Linked DNA regions of Mus musculus: region 2 is linked to region 1. A link is a loop called in an ENCODE intact Hi-C map of the cell type or tissue named here. Cell type or tissue: left cerebral cortex. All regions are shown on one strand. Each heading gives the region's core, and the rest is flanking DNA. Links, peaks and the distances in the headings are about the cores only.

Region 1 (7,913 bases), core at 1,516-6,515:
CAGAATGTATATTCAATGAGGAAACCAACACTTAGTAAACTGTAAGCATGTATTCCTATTAATGCAAATGTTGTTAATATAAAACCTGAAGGTGAAGATGGTTTTATTATGGTTAAAAATGGGGACTGGTGGGGCATGAAACTGCATACTCTAAAAAATTAACTCACATATTTTGTATTTGTTTTGTCCAGAAGGTGATTTTGACTTTGAAGTAGAAAAATATTGATTCATCATGCTATAGCCAGAGGGATGTTAATACATTTTCACCCTTTTTTCCTAGCACACTGATTTATGTCAGTACATGGACAAGCACCCTGGAGGACTCCATCCAGATAATGTGAAGGTAAGAAACAGTATTTTAAGACCGTGAGGTTTTATTTTTCATATGTGTATTTTTAGCTTAAATCTAAAATCTTCTGTGTAAAGGACTAATTATTATTTTAATTGGTGGGAATTGCAGTGTTTTAACATTAGTTTTAATACAGAAACATTCAGATTGTTTCGTACTTTGTGGCAGCTTTTAGTTATAACATATATTCTGATTTTTAATATTTTTACATTTCTGATAATTTCAGATAACTGAGTTAAAAGAACATTTGTGATATATAAATGCCTTTATTTAAAAAATATACAATTTGTCTGTTCTTTCTTCAAACATTTACATTCAGAGGGGTTATCCTATCCCTCTTGAGTTTTTAATCTTGGTTTAAAGAATTTTCTCATTAAAAGGGAAAGATAAAATGTATGTTCTATGATTAGAATGCATTCATTGTTATGGTTACACATTGAGGCTGTGTGTTTAGCTGCAGTTATAAGAATTCAACCATTTACACATGAGATTCCTGCTGTACCTCAGAGTTTCCTTAATTCATATGATTAATGTTTTCAACATCATACTAAAATAAATTTAAGTTTAAGGAGTGAGAAAGAGAGAGAGAGAGAGAGAGAGAGAGAGAGAGAGAGAGAGAGAGGGAGAGAGAGAGAGAGAGAGAGAGAGAGAGAATGAGAATATCACACTAAGGAGGTGGAGGTGGTGGGCAGTGGTGGGATAACACATTTTCAGTGTTTGCTGAGAGACAAGTCATTCATCCAGGCTTATTTTTAGGATTTACACTGCAGGTGGAATTATCCCCAAATATAACTGACATTAGATAGTGAAAGATGCCGCATTGGTATTTCTATTTGATATTAACATATTTTCTAATGTTGTTATATTTGTCACTTATATCTATGAATACAAAATGAAGAACATAATAATATTTAGTAAATTAACAACTGTTCATAATACTGTGCTAGATATTAATTAAAAGGAAGCCACTTGAGCTAAACATGAGACTATGAAGTAGTCCTACATGAATATAAATTTGACTATCAGGTGAAATGTTACTATCTCTAAAGAATATGTCCCCGGCTGGCGAGATGGCCCAATGGGTCAAAGCACCTGTCTGACATAGGCTTCATGTCCTACTTACAATCACAGGATTCCCTAGGGAAAGGGCAAATCCCACTCCAAAACGTGTCTTTTACACATATATTCATGTGCCCACACTCACACACGAATCACACAGAAAAATAACACTAATATTTTTAAATTAGAAGGATTTTGAACTCATTTAAGGCACAGGATTTGGCTAGACATGTCAGATACCATCAAAGGATCAGAGGATAATACTCACTGTATATTTTGGTTGGAAACAAACAAGTGAAATGACTGAATTATTTAGCCTGCAAATTTGTTGGTTTTGACTATGACTTTTCTCAGTGTGCAGCTTGACACTGTGTTTTTATTTTTTATTTTATGCATACCTGTTTATTATGGAGAAAATGTGAATGACATGGAAAGAAGGTTGCTCCATGGGTGAAAGCCATTGCCCCTGAGCACAACAACCTGAGTCCCATACCTAGGACTCGTTTGTTGTAAGGAGAGACCAAACTCCCCCAATTTTTCCCCAATAGACAGGGTCACACATGCCACCACTACAAGCACACTGAACAAATAAAATAACAGATAAAGTAATACACTTATGAAAGTTTGATTTGTATAGAATTTTAAGTATCACAAAGCTGATGTATCATGGTAGACCAAAGACAGCGAGGGAGCCGCTGGGCTCGCCTTTGGCCTCTGGCTCCACAGAAGCACAGGAAACATTTTAAACTAACTTGTTACTAATTTTGAGCAAAATATTTGTGAAAGTTCTATTATTTGTCTGTAGCATTCATTAGATGAACTTGGATAAGCTCAAGAAAATAAGTCAGTGTTAAATAAATTTTCCCAAACTATTTTTGCTAATTTAATTGCCTACAGAATGTGTCTATTACCAGTATGACATTTTGAAATAAACATTAACTCTTAACTAATAATTAATATTTAAGCATTGTATACATGTTTGACAGATGAGTAATTTCAGCTATTAGTCACCTAGAAGATGATTATAACCCTGACGTAAAAGCCTGAGAACAGGGCCTCTTTATTAATACTTATGAGGATTAGAGAAATAGCAACCCACTTCTATGGCATGAAAGTTGGTATGTAGGAAACTGCTTAGCTTTCTTGGAGACTGCTTACTTTTCTACATTTTAAATATTGTCTACTTCAAAGCACATTGGAGTTTGGTCATAATTTAGTCACATACATAATTTGTATCAGTTTGCAATCTTATGCCCATTAGTGAGTTTCAGATCGGCTATTGGATTTTTAAATGACTGAAACAGCTTAAATGTTACCCTTTATTCGGTTTCATGTATTTAAAAATTGATAAGCATGAGAGACTGGAAATTAAGGTTCCTGGAAAAGAGAAAAGATGAATTTTCACAGTCTCTAGCTGACAGACATAGATGGAGATGGTGGCATCTTATTATCTTGATGAGATTGAGCTTTCCTGTGTTTTATGTAATGTGTTTCCATTTCTGTGGTATAATTACTTTCCTAGATGATTCTTTGCAAAATTACATTTACCATCTTCTTCTTTTTTTTTTTTAAAGCTTATTCCCTGAAGTATCTGAAATCCTATTGGTATAAAAACTAACTCCCGTTTTTCATTTCAGTAGAGATACTAATTAAAATAATATGGAGTTTATTATGGTTGAAAACTTGCTGTCGTTCTTCCGTAGTCCAGAGAACAAGCAGGTGTGTTACAGATAAACTAATGTGATGCCAAATTAAGTTTGCCTTATGCAGATGGCACTGAGCATACATTCCTAAATTAGACTTTCTAATACCCAGAGGGAAAACCAAATGACACCCGATTTTCTCCACATACTTCATTAGAGTTTTCATTTAGCTGGTAATGATACCCTCTGATGCATTGGCAGGAGTATTATAGAGCTTTTCCTAATTCTGTATGTTAGGAAATATGAGTCTTCTCATGAGTCTATTAAGTAGTGGGTCTCTATAAAAATTCTGCCTCCAGCCTGGATTCCTGCCCAGGAATCTCTTGAACACTTTGTCCTGTTCTGGTTATAAGATAGAACATTCACATCTAAAGCTTAAAGGATTGCCAGTAAAAATATAACAAAACGGTACATACCAGTCCATGTCGTATTAGACATGCAAGGTGCAGCTAAGAAGGGAATCTCATGGTTAACCTGGGAGTCAGACCTTCAATAGGGTCATTTGCTGATGTGCTTGTTAACTAATGGAGCTGACAGAGGAATTAAGGCCAGATAATTAAATAGTACAGTCTTCCATGGCAGTGTTTTACAACTCAAATTTAAAGGATGATATAATACAATCACTAGATTATGTAAGTGTGAAGCAGAAGCATCCAGTTGGGAGCACCCATTGGGAATGGGAGAGATGGCATCCTAGGACTCAGACTTAAGCTGCGTATTCACCCTGGTTCTCTCCGTGTAGCAGTGGATGTTGCACAGAACACTTGTGTCTTATGTTTGTCAAGACCTATAGGATGCCTTTAAAGGCAGGTTCAGGAGAGTTGCACACTCTACTCAGAACTTTTCTGTTGTCCTGAGTAAGCATGGCTTTTGTGTGACTCTCCTGGAATGCTGGGAAACCTATTGTAAACCATAGGCATTATATTATCACTGTTCACATTTCTGCTACGTCTTATACCTCTGTGGGATTAAGAGAAATTCGGTGATCATTTATACCAAATGCACTCGTCTCTAATTATTACATCTCTCTTGCAGTTATTTTTTTTCTCTGCAATGTGGCTTTTTTTTTATGAATATTCTCCAACATTTTTAGACTTGTTCATTATTTGTTAGTCTTTCGGTCTGTATCTTTATCTCTTTTTCTAAAACGAATTTATATTAGCCTTCCCCAATTATATGAAAATATTTTGTGCTGGTTTTTGTCTCTTAAGTTGGTTATAGACAAAAATCATTGAAATAAAAGTGATTGTCCATTTTCTTTGTGTGAGAAAATAATTTCTGCTAAGTTTTTAAGTTTGGACTGATTAGCAGTTTCATTCAGCAGAATGCTTGTCTTCTGGTCAGTTTCATGTCAACGTGACACAAGTGATAATCACTGGGAAGAGAGACTCCCAGTTGAGAAAATGCCTCCCTAAGATAGGCCTACAGGCAAGCCTGTCCAGCGTCCTGATTAATGATTGATACAGGAGTGTCCATCGTGTCCATCCCTCTGTGGTGGTGCTGCCCCCTAGGCAGTGCTCTTGGGTTGTATGAGAAGCTGGCTGAGCAAGTCAGGAGTGGACAGTAACTAAGCAGCACATCTCCGTGTTTCTGCCTTGTGTTCTTGGTCCGGTGTCCTTTCATGGTGAGTTGGGATATGCAACTGTTAACTGAAGTAAACCCTTACCTCCCCAAGATGCTTTTGGCTTTGCTGCTCAATCTAGGCAATAGGAACCCTAATTAAGACCCATGACTCTGTGCGTTTTCATCAGACATAGCCTGGTAACTTCTAGAAGGTTACATATTGTATCAGATCTGCTTATCATGCAAACACATTTGACTCCCCAGGGGTTTCCTAGATCAAAATCTTGCAACTTTAACCTGCTCACTCTGGGTATTGTCTTGCTTGGTGTCCACTGTTATGCTAAAATGTGAAAGAAGGTGAGATGGAAGACAATTGATTTGATTAGCCCAACTTTCAAATAAAGTGAAAGCAGTTATTTCCACAATAGCTTGCTACATACCTCAAAGTCTCATGTTTAAAAAGGATTTCTATGCAGAAAGCTGTTGTCTTTAGGAAAAACTTATTAGTGTTCCATGATCTTAGAAATGTAAATTAATTTTTATATTATTTAGAAATTCTGAAACATGTTATATATCTTTCTGAAGACATTATTGGAATATAACTAATAATTAGTAAAGTAGAAAAACCCAAAGTGGATAGAAATGAGAATAGTTTCTTTTACTGTGTGTTGCATGTTCCCTAACATGTGGATATAGAAGACACATACTTTAAAATACTGCATCCATGTGGCCAATGCACTGTCATGGATCCTTGTATATTTCTCTGTCTGAATAGTGCAATGTATGCTTTCAAGTGTATGCACAGTGGCTTATGTCATGGATTAGCTAGTTTTTAAATATTTCATCTCATTTACTACCCTTGTATAATCTTCCTGTTGTTTTAAATCTGACATAACAAATTGCAGTGATGCACTCACTGTAAAGTAAAACTACCTGGATGTGATTGAATGTATTATTATATTAAAATTAGTACTTAATATTTACATTAGATTTTTCTGAAGCTTAATTAAATGGAACTAGTCATGATAAATCATTCTATGGATTCTCCAGATCAAAGAACTACCTTGACAAGAAAAGTATTATCTGATGCAACATACAGAATATTTTTAGGATGCAATATTTCTAGTGTTTTTCTAGAAGGACGGATAGGTAGACAACACCTAGAGTAATATGTACCATAAGAAGATCTCAGTAAGTGATTGATACCAGTCATTTTCTTTATTGCCTATTCCATTGTTATTCATAGAATTATGAAATGATACAATTCAGTGCTATATGTGGCTGTTAAAGGTATCCATCCTCAATTCAAACAATCCTTTTTAAAATGAGGCATCCAAGATACAGAGATGTTAAATGGCCTCCTGATGACCGCAGAGTAGGCTAGCTCTGCTTGTGAGAAAGTACTGGCTTGCATGGGGATGTGCACTAGTGCCAATAGCTCTTCCTGGTAAATTACATAGACCCTAATGGACAACAAACAGACCTTAAAGGAAATTTTCACGGCTTGGATATCTGCAAAATGTTCACCATGCTTGATCCTGTATTAAGGAGAATCTTGTATACTAAACAATCTTTGTATTTCTGACCATTCATAGAAATGGACGACTCTAGAAAATAAGATAAAGTGCATATGAAGTTACATTTTTGACACTGGTGGGAGGGTCTCGTTATAAATCTGTTGCTGTGTCTCTAATACTTTTGAGCAACAAATATGACATATATTAAGTTCAACACTGTATACCTTTATCAATTGATTTTCAAAGTTATGATTAGAATACCTGATTTTTCTCTTTCTAAAACTTGTTTAACATGTTTCAGAAAAGAATGGCTAAAAATATTTCATGGTAATAACAAGCGTAATTTATTCTATTTTAATCTCTCTATATATTATATCTATGTCCATGTCTATGTCTATATCTATATATCTCTATCATCTATATAGATATAGATAGGTAGAAGTAAAGATGTTATATATGTTAATAAGTTTTACATTACTAAAGAAGAAAAAGGGGTTATTTCTAGGAAGTATATGTCATGAACTTCTCCATGCAGAGGAGGATAAGTCTATTCCTGGCGTTCCCCATTCCAAGGACATTGCTTAAAGCTGCTCTCATTGGTATTTCAATTACAGAAAATGACCATGCCCAAACTGGGGTGCAAACCTTCAGAGAGTCTACTGCTGTGTTTGGAAGAATCTTTTCAGAAGGATTAAGTAGGATATTCTAAGACCAAGTGTACAAGGAAGACCTCATGTACACTGCAGAGGAGAGAAGGGAAGGTGCCTCCAAATCTAACCTACCAACATTATACAATATGGTGCAGTCTGCTGCCATATTATTTATTCCTAGGAAGATTTTAAATAGATTAGAAAAACAAGGCGGCTTGGGAACCATGAGTCCATTATATGCTAATTGGAGCTTTTAAGAAGTTGAGTTTATTTAATAATGAAAGCACATTGATTATTTGGATGTTTGACTATCACGCTATGCTTGTTGTAAGCAGCGTAAATGCAGTAGTGCGATGTAGTGTAAGTTCCCACGCATCGTGACAACAGGTGACATTGAGGACACTTGTTTCTGACTTTTTTAAAATTCTGTTAGATTGAAGGGATTAAATAGTACATGTAACAGAACTTGGGGCGACCTTGGCAGTAAGAAGCTGTCTGTATTCTTTCTTTGTCATTCTGTGGGTTCCACTGTCATTTGCTACTTTGAATAACAATGCTGATGCAGAGCTTTCCCCTTGGCCTGTGTGGGTCACTCTGGTGGCTTTTCCCTGTCACATTCCCTGTTGTTTTTAGAAGGCCAGGCATGAGCTTATCTTGTGGTTTATGCAGCACCTGAGGGAGTGGCTTTCCTTAGAAACTTACATGAGAAAGGTCAGTCCTTGCCTGACTCTGTGTAAGCAGAAAGCCCCCATAACTAAGTTTCTCCATTATTACTGAATAGTAGCATTCCATGTTCTAGTTAAGCTCAGCCAGGGACAGAGTTGTCGTATTCCCTCCCTGCCTGGCAGGGCAGAGACTGCAGCTACCATAAGGTGCTAATTGTGAATCATCGACTTTTCTCATGATTTCAGTGAAGATTTTCCTTTTTCTCTGCCCTTCTTTTTTCCTCCATTCCTTTCCTTCTAAGAGCTTTTCCCTTCTTTTCCCCTCCTGGTCCTTACCTTCCTTCACCTGGTCTCTTTCCTTCCTCCCTCCCTCCCTCCCTCCCTCCCTCCCTCCCTCCCTCCCTCCC
Region 2 (7,913 bases), core at 1,994-6,993, 110 kb after region 1:
GCCAGAGATAGATAAAGTATGATAAGCTTGGCATGGAATCAATGCCTTCAAAACCCTGGAAATGGGTGGCATTTCCACAGAGGCCACCATGTTTAGTAACATCTTTTAAAGAGTGACTGGAAGGGACTGACTCAGAATGCTGCTATGTGCTTCAGGACGCCATCAGATCAGCATATTAGCTGAGCGATTACAAAATCGCTGAAAAATCAACCATTGAAAAATCAACGTATTTCTAAATCTCTCCAACCTAGATTCTTTTTCAGAATATGTAACTGAATCAGCAAGCAGAAATACTGCTTCAGTCAGTTGGCTGCTATAGATTTCCCTTGCAGTCTTGAGATCTAAAAACTCTTCAGATTAATATTTCCTCTTATGCTGTTCAGCAAGTTTTGGTTAAAAATGCTTCCCTTTCAGTCCCTTTTCTTTTGTTCTAGTTCATCTATTTATGACAAAATTTTATCACAGTGAAATTGGCTTTTAAATACTGTAGAGACACAGTACGACATCTAGGATGACAGATTAATTACCTCCTTTCTTCCCTACGGGAAGCCTGGTAAGAATTTGAAGGCATATCTTGGCCGATAGCTTACCCCTAAGGTCTGTGTGTTCTAACAAAAAATAAAATAAAATAAAACAAAGTAAAATAAAATAAAATAATGAAAAAAAGGAATTTTACCCTGGCTAATGATTCTCAGGTTAGCTTTGATAATACCAGCCTGTCAGTTTGGATGAAAGATAAAACATTTACTGGGTAAGTAAAAAAATAAATCAAATGATGAAATTCTCTCCATGGCATGTTGTAGCCAGACCTGCTGAATAAATGATCTAATGAAAATGGAAATAACCTTGAAGGAACCTCCAATAATGGCTCCACTTGTCAGTTTTTCTTTTCTTGGTTAAGGCAGTATTTTTCTTAGAGTTAAACATTCATGTCTTTTTATTCTCTGTCCAACTTCTATTAGTATGCAATCGTACTGAATGCGTAGGAGGAAAATTAGGATATACTCAGTAATTTGTGTGTTCTCCTGGCCATGTTCATGGAGCAAAGTTGGCTGACTTGGATATAATGCATTATCTCTATTAAAATATCGCCATAATATGCTGTCAAAAGCTTTAATCTGATAGAGATATTAGAAGGGTCTATTCTATGTGTTATGTGATGTTAAAGCCAAAGGGGAAAAACTGATACAGTTTGACCATTTATTATAAAGGTATGAAGTTCATAGTTCCAGGAGATGAAAATCTGTAAATATGGTAATAGGCATTTTAAGAGAGAAATCTTACTAAAGAACAGTAGAGCTCACTTTCTTCACCTATAGAATGAGGTTAGAGTATCCTTAGCTTTCAAGAAGGAGGAGGAATAAAAGGCGAAAGGTTTATATGATCTGAAGAGAAACCAGAGTATAAGTGGATGCTCACAGTCAGCTATTGGATGGATCACAGGGCCCCCAATGAAGGAGCTAGAGAAAGTACCCAAGGAGCTAGAGATCTGCAACCCTATAGGTGGAACAACAATATGAACTAACCAGTACCCCCCAGAGCTTGTGTCTCTAGCTGCATATGTATCAAAATATGGCCTAGTCGGCCATCAGTGGAAAGAAAGACACATTGTTCTTGCAAACTTTATATGCCTTAGTACAGGGGAACGCCAGGGCCAAGAAGTGAGAGTGGGTGGGTAGGGGAGTGGGGGTGGGGAGGGTATCGGGGACTTTTGGGATAGCATTGGAAATGTAAATGAAGAAAATACCTAATAAATAAAAAAGGAGGAGGAAGAGGAAGAAGAAGAGAAGCAGAAGCTTTCGTTCCTCTTTTAAATGAAATTTCGCTGATAATCTTGGGAGACTCCCAAAGCCCACCTTTTTGATTCCTGCCCCTACCATGCAAATGAACATTTAGGGTAAAAAAAGCTTTTCCAGAAACATCCCATGAGAACCACCAGAATTGTTCAGCTTTCTCCACCATATTTAAATTTTTGTCTTAATGTCTCCAACAGTTTGAGATTAAAGTCATAAAGTTCCCTGTATGTCTCAAAACATAGTTTCCATAAAAGTGTTTATTACCACTTTCTGAGTTCCTTTAGCTATTTGTTATGTAAATCAGTTGTGCTGCCTAGGTAGGCATTTTAACCCCATAGTGTCCTGTTCCATAGTTCACAGCTTGGCATTTCTTTTACTAATGCTAGTTGTAAATTAAATCAATAAATGTTTATGACATGACCGAGGTTGTTTATTGTAATAGGACTCAAGATGCAAAGATAAATAAGACACTGGCCTTCTCTCCTGGGGCCTCCCATTGTGGCCAGGGAGAAAGTCCAGGAAGTATGTTATGGTAGCACATGGTAGCAACACTTTGGCCTGCTTAGTAACCCACCCTCTTCATGTCTAATAAGAATCCCAGATGTAGCCATTCTTAATCACTTCTGACGTGTCACGAATGAAGTAACTCACACGTGTTCTCCACATTTCAGTAAGTGGCAGTACCTATTGAAACTAAAGCCAGCAATCTAAGAATCATTCTAAATTATCACCCTTTTTTAGCCTAACCTAGTGAACCAGGCAATTCTCCTCATTCTATTCCTAGACTGGATGCTGAGTTGGCCCACACATCACCATGCCTTTTTCTAAGAACCCATTCTGTCTCCATTGCTTTCCACCTCAGCTCCCCTGCCTTCCAGCTTGAGCACTCTCATTTTCACAGGTGCCCAGCCTCGGTGAGTTAGCCTGTAAGGTGGTAGACTTCCAGAGAGACAACAATGGTGTATCTCAGAAAACTGAGGATTTATTTCGTCTGTGTAATGCAAACTGCTAAATGTCCCGAGGCTCTGCTCCACACATTATCCAGCCTTGGCATTTCTCGTGTCCACAGCCCCTCTCACTCTTTTGGGTATTGCCATCATTCACCTGGTTGAAACTGAAAAACCAGTGCAGCACTCAGGAGCCTTTACTTAAGGATGTGGCCGAGAGGTTGCTTGGAGAGTTTTGTCCAGAGTCCTGCAAAATAATATAAGATCATGATAAGAGAAAATTATTCAAAGAAAATTGTTCAAAGAAAATTCCTCGAGATTGTCTGCCTAAAAGAGAAAATAGAAAATGGTTTTAAGTAAACTTTCACATAGGATTCAGAACGTCAAATTATGTTAACAGCCTTTAATAACTTTTACATTGCACTTTGATTAAGATATCAAACAGATTCTTCCGACTACAACCCATCAGAATGTGTGACAGTTAGCTAAAGCAGGCTTTGAAGTATTTTACAGCATTAAAAGCTTACACTGGGAAATGGAGAAGTTTGACATCAATGATTTATGTGTTTATTCTATGAAGTAGGAGAATAGAAGTGAATTAAATCAAAGGCAATGGGAAAGAAAACAATAATAAATGTCAAAGAAGAGATATGCAATTGAAAGCAAAACTAATTGAAAACATCAACAAAGTCAAGCGCGATCAACACCTAGATCCATGATGGAGACAACAGATGAGAGGTATTCACAGAGCTGGGACAGGAGAGGCAAAGGGCTGGTTGGGAGGCGGGAGCTTGACCAGAGCTGGACCACAACTGCAGGTCAGAGACTGGAGGCTAAGAGTCACAAGCCTGTGTCCTTGGCTGGCTTCTGGAAGATGGAGAAGCACGTGATGCTGGAGAGGCCTACAGTGCTGGAAATGGAACATTATTGGGTGGCCAGTGCACTGCTATGGTCTCCTGACCAAACTCCTTTCTCCTCTAGGGTACCTTACACATCTTTTACCTAGTAAAGCTGATAGCTGTCTTCTTCTGGAAAGAGGGAAGTGTAACAGGGAGATGCTTGGAGCTTAATAGTGTTGCACTGAAAGCAGAGATAGTTTGTACTATATATATATATATATATAATGTAATAATATATATATAATATATATATTAGTTTTATGAATTTTCGCTGAAAATTTCAAAAGCTTTTTCTTATTCAAACGCACAAGAATACGTATAATGTTATTATTGACTAACAGGTGACAAAACCGGGCTTACATAGCATGGTTTAATGGTGGCAATTATGTGTCTGGAATGATTACAACTCCAGTTCCATGGACTTGCAGTCAGGGAGCCATGGAATATAAAAATTCCAACTGAATTTGTTGCACTTGGATGCAGTGACACATTTTGGCAGAACTTGAAGGTTTAGGATTTCACATTCCAGGGTGTGGCTACAGTACCATTCTGACACAGAATTAGCATCTCTAATTAATGTTATATAAAACAGAGGCCAGGGAGGCAGAGCCATCAGGGATTGTTCCTTGTAAGGCAAATAGTATTTTTAGGACCAGCGTGCATTTTTCTTTTCGTCCACATGGCACTCAACAGATGGTGATGTGGGCGGCTGTGGTTTAAGATCTGAAGTAGTTCATAAAGACATCCAGTCTTATCCTTGTCTGTCCTAGAGGCAGTGATGGCTACAGACTGATCCAGACATCTCTACCCAAGATCGTGCCAGCAATCCCTGTGGGTGGACCCTGCTGGACCCTGCAGACAGGCAGTGCCCTGAACAGCAGGATGGCTGGAGACAGCTTGTTTCTGCCTGCTGGCAGTGCTCAGAATAGGCATAGCCAGGCCGATTTCATTATGAAAAAGAACTTTTTCTTCCCATGGCATTCCTTAATTCTTAAAAATAAATCCTGAGGCTGAAATCATCTTTCTCCAGAAGTTCCCTTTGGATTATTCTTAATATTTCATTCCACCTGCTGTATAAGCTGTGTCTGTCCAGAGTCTTGGACTCTAGCAGGAAGGGCAAAGGAGTAACGAGGAGCAGGCCTTAGCATGTGCTTTTGTTTATATTCCACAGAAAGCACACGAGCCCCTTGACATGAATCCCTTACTACCAACACTTGTATCACCAGTTTCACTTTCTTCATTTGGTCATATCCCATCATTGTTATTACTTTTTCTCTAAATCAATAAACGGTTCCACTTACACTCATTTGATCCTCTCTTGTCTTTTGATGCTTGCTTGTGTTTGTAGCCTTGCTATGTAGACCAGGCCAAGCTCAAACTCGTGACAGTGCTGCGTGATCCTCCAGCCTCAGCCTTCTGAGAGGTGGGATTTCAGGCACTCAACACCATGCCTGCAGATCTTCTCTTCTCTTATGACTTCCTAAATTAAAAAGCATTCCACATCCCAGTAGATTTCAGAAGTGTGTATATTGAGAAGCCAAGCTTGGTCAGCGTTTTACTGTAATTCTTAGGAGCTCCGATAGAAAGCCCATGCGTGTCCTTGCTCTCATCCCAGGCAGTCAGGCCCTGAAGAGCGTACATTTGAGGGTAGTATCTGTGCTGATTTCCAGAGGTGCAGTGAGCATTATTTCAGCTTGTTTTCTTTTTTTTTCCCCACATATTTCAGTCATGGATGGTTTTCTTACTCATTTCATATAAACCTTCAAATTTTGTTTTAGAAGCTATGTGTCAATCCAGTTTGTGTGGGTATATTAGTCAGGGCTCTCTAGAGTCACAGAACTTAATGGAAAGTCTCTGTAGATTAAATTAAATTACTGGAATGCCTTGCAGCCTATAGTCCAACTAACCCAACAATGGGCAGCTGTGAATGGGAAGTCCAAGAATTGAGTAGTTGCTCAATCCTAGGAGGCAGAGTGTTTCAACGGGTCTTCTGTATAAGCTGGAATCCTGAACAAGTAGATTCCAAAAGATGTGCTGTAAGTGCAGGCAGGCAGAAAAGAACGAGGCCTTCCTTCTTCCATAGTCCTTCTAGCGGAAGGTGTGGCTCAGATGAAAGGTGTGTGTCACCAAGCCTGGACTTGGAACTTGCACTGTCCCAGGCTAGCCTTGAGCTCAGGATGACTTGCCTTTGTCTTCTGGGATTAAAGGCATGTACCACCCTTCCTGGTCCCAAGGTTTTCATGGCTACTATGTCTCAATATACACATCAAAAGTCTGTGTTTTCCAGCCCCAAGATATGAATCACAGGTATGCCCTCCATTTCTGGATTGTATTTCATTCCAGATATAGTCAGGTTGGCAACCAGGAATAGCCGTCACAGTGGTTGAGTAAGTATCCCTATAACTCCTGAAGATGTAGGTTCTCCAATACCTCACTCTCATGAAAGAACAAGCCCACTGGGTCAGCCCTTATGTCATGCCCAGAGCTTTCTAAACTAACATTTTCTTTGCAGAAATGGTCCAGGACTGGTTGGTGCATCCCCAACATTTACATACTTCTCAGATAATTCTCTAAAAGCATTGGGCTGGTTTGCACTTCCCATCAGCATACTCTTTCCTAGTGTTGCTGGTTTGTGATTCAGTATTCTTACCCAGCCCAGTTTCTTTTCCAACATGCAGTGCACCCACTTCTGCAGAAGCCTGCTTATGTCTCAGATAATTTGCCAGTGTAGCATGCTTCCTTGGAGAACAGTGTTCAACCCAGACCTTCCTGGGGCTTCCTTCCTCACACACTGTGCTCCAGTGAAATGTGAGCTACGTACTGAATTAACCAGGGCCAGTCTTCTTCAGCCTGTGGCATAGAACACTAAGTTCTGATAGGCATTTTCTAAACACTCAGAGCACTGCTAGACACATTTATAAAATGTATAACAACCAGATAACTGTTACCAGTAATTGGCAGTCAAACAAATCCGCCTCAGCTCCAACCACCCACCACAGGAGCAGAATAAATGTTATTTTTCCCTTTTTTCCTCCCAGATGAATAGAAGCCTCAGATTCATTTCAGCTGTACAGAATGAAAAAGCCTTCAAGCTACCACCTGTCAATAATCCCTTTTTAAAAATTCTATAAAGACAATATAGCCCCAATAAAGATAGTCTGGGAGAACAGGAGAGAGAAAAATAAAACTCCTGACAACTTCTTTATTTTCATTTTTATATGTTTTTTTTTTCCTAAGTTTTAGCCATCTGTCATCTGTGGTTGATGTCTTTTCATGAATACAGTTTTACATTCTGATTTGTGTATTTCAAACATTTAATTTTGTTAGACATCCCATCTAATGGTTTCAGCCAGTGAGTCTGGGAGTGATGGATGGGTCTTTTCCTCAAAAGACCTGCACTTCTTGAGATGGACTGTCAGTAGATATATATATATATGAGCACTCATTCTAGTCACAGCATAGCCTTACAGGGCACTGGCAACATGAGAAAGGCTAAGGAGAAGGCCAGAACACTGGAACTTTGCACTATTAGCCACTACTGGTGGTCCTTTTTCTCAGGAGGTTGCAGTCTGGCACTTTACAGAGCTCTGTTGACTAGAGGTGTAGCCAGCAAAGGGCCTGACACTGAGAGGCTGCTGTGAGACTGGGATCCTCAGAATAATTGAGGGTGAGAAAAACGTGGGCCAGTGCGGGACTTGGACACAGAGCCCTGTGTACTCACGGCAGCTTTTGAGCTAAGTCTGGAATAAAGGCCACGTGAATTCAGCCTGCATTGAGGTTAGTGTTTGTTTCTCAAGTATTTGTTAGCAATCTTGCATGCTCTCCTCCCCCATTCTCTCCCTCTCTCCCACCCTTCTTTCTTCCTTTACTGACGCATTTTGTCTCTGAGATGCCTACTTGACAAATGTACACCACCCCCCCCCCAAGTCAAAGGTTATGGGTATTAGATTTTGCCATAGTGAACAGAGATGACTTACAGATATAAAAGCCCCTTCCGTTATTATTTTTTCATTTGTTTTCTCCTTCCGATTTCACAGAGGACTTGAATGTTTTCTAGGTGAAACAGGGAGGACATTCAGTTTGCTAAAGTGTACGAAACACTTCTTGAACAAGCATGCAGAGTTAATGTATGCCAACATTTTCTCCATTTTAGAGCTGTGACCTCTTTTTGCAAATTTTAATTGCTTTATTGAAATATAATTGTCAATTGTAAACTAAATGGTATAGCCTGTCATAGAGTTACCCTGTCTCAATGGCTATATATGTGAGAT

The links. Hi-C counts contacts between places; a loop is a spot of excess contacts. Peaks named below come from ENCODE experiments on the same cell type or tissue, not always from the same donor. Only the 100,000 strongest peaks of a DNase experiment are listed, where the experiment ranks them.
Region 2: a loop joins it to region 1, with 2.6 times the contacts of the local background. A loop is called at or near these places in 2 of 42 quality-filtered maps.

What each region holds. Positions count from the first base shown.
Region 1 is chr5:5,096,222-5,104,134 of GRCm38, reverse strand. Cdk14 (cyclin-dependent kinase 14) reads left to right here. Exons shown (of 15, transcript NM_011074.3): 7 at 281-343. Among named protein-coding and RNA genes, the nearest start is that of Gm30151, 270 kb to the left of the region's middle. In left cerebral cortex, for the core only: a CTCF peak has its summit at 4,611; a DNase peak (open chromatin) is centred at 3,377.
Region 2 is chr5:4,989,840-4,997,752 of GRCm38, reverse strand. The region is part of intron 10 of Cdk14 (cyclin-dependent kinase 14); the gene reads left to right. Among named protein-coding and RNA genes, the nearest start is that of Fzd1, 240 kb to the right of the region's middle. In left cerebral cortex, for the core only: a CTCF peak has its summit at 4,320; DNase peaks (open chromatin) are centred at 4,311, 5,081, 6,372, 6,547 and 1 more place; H3K27ac peaks cover 3,972 bases.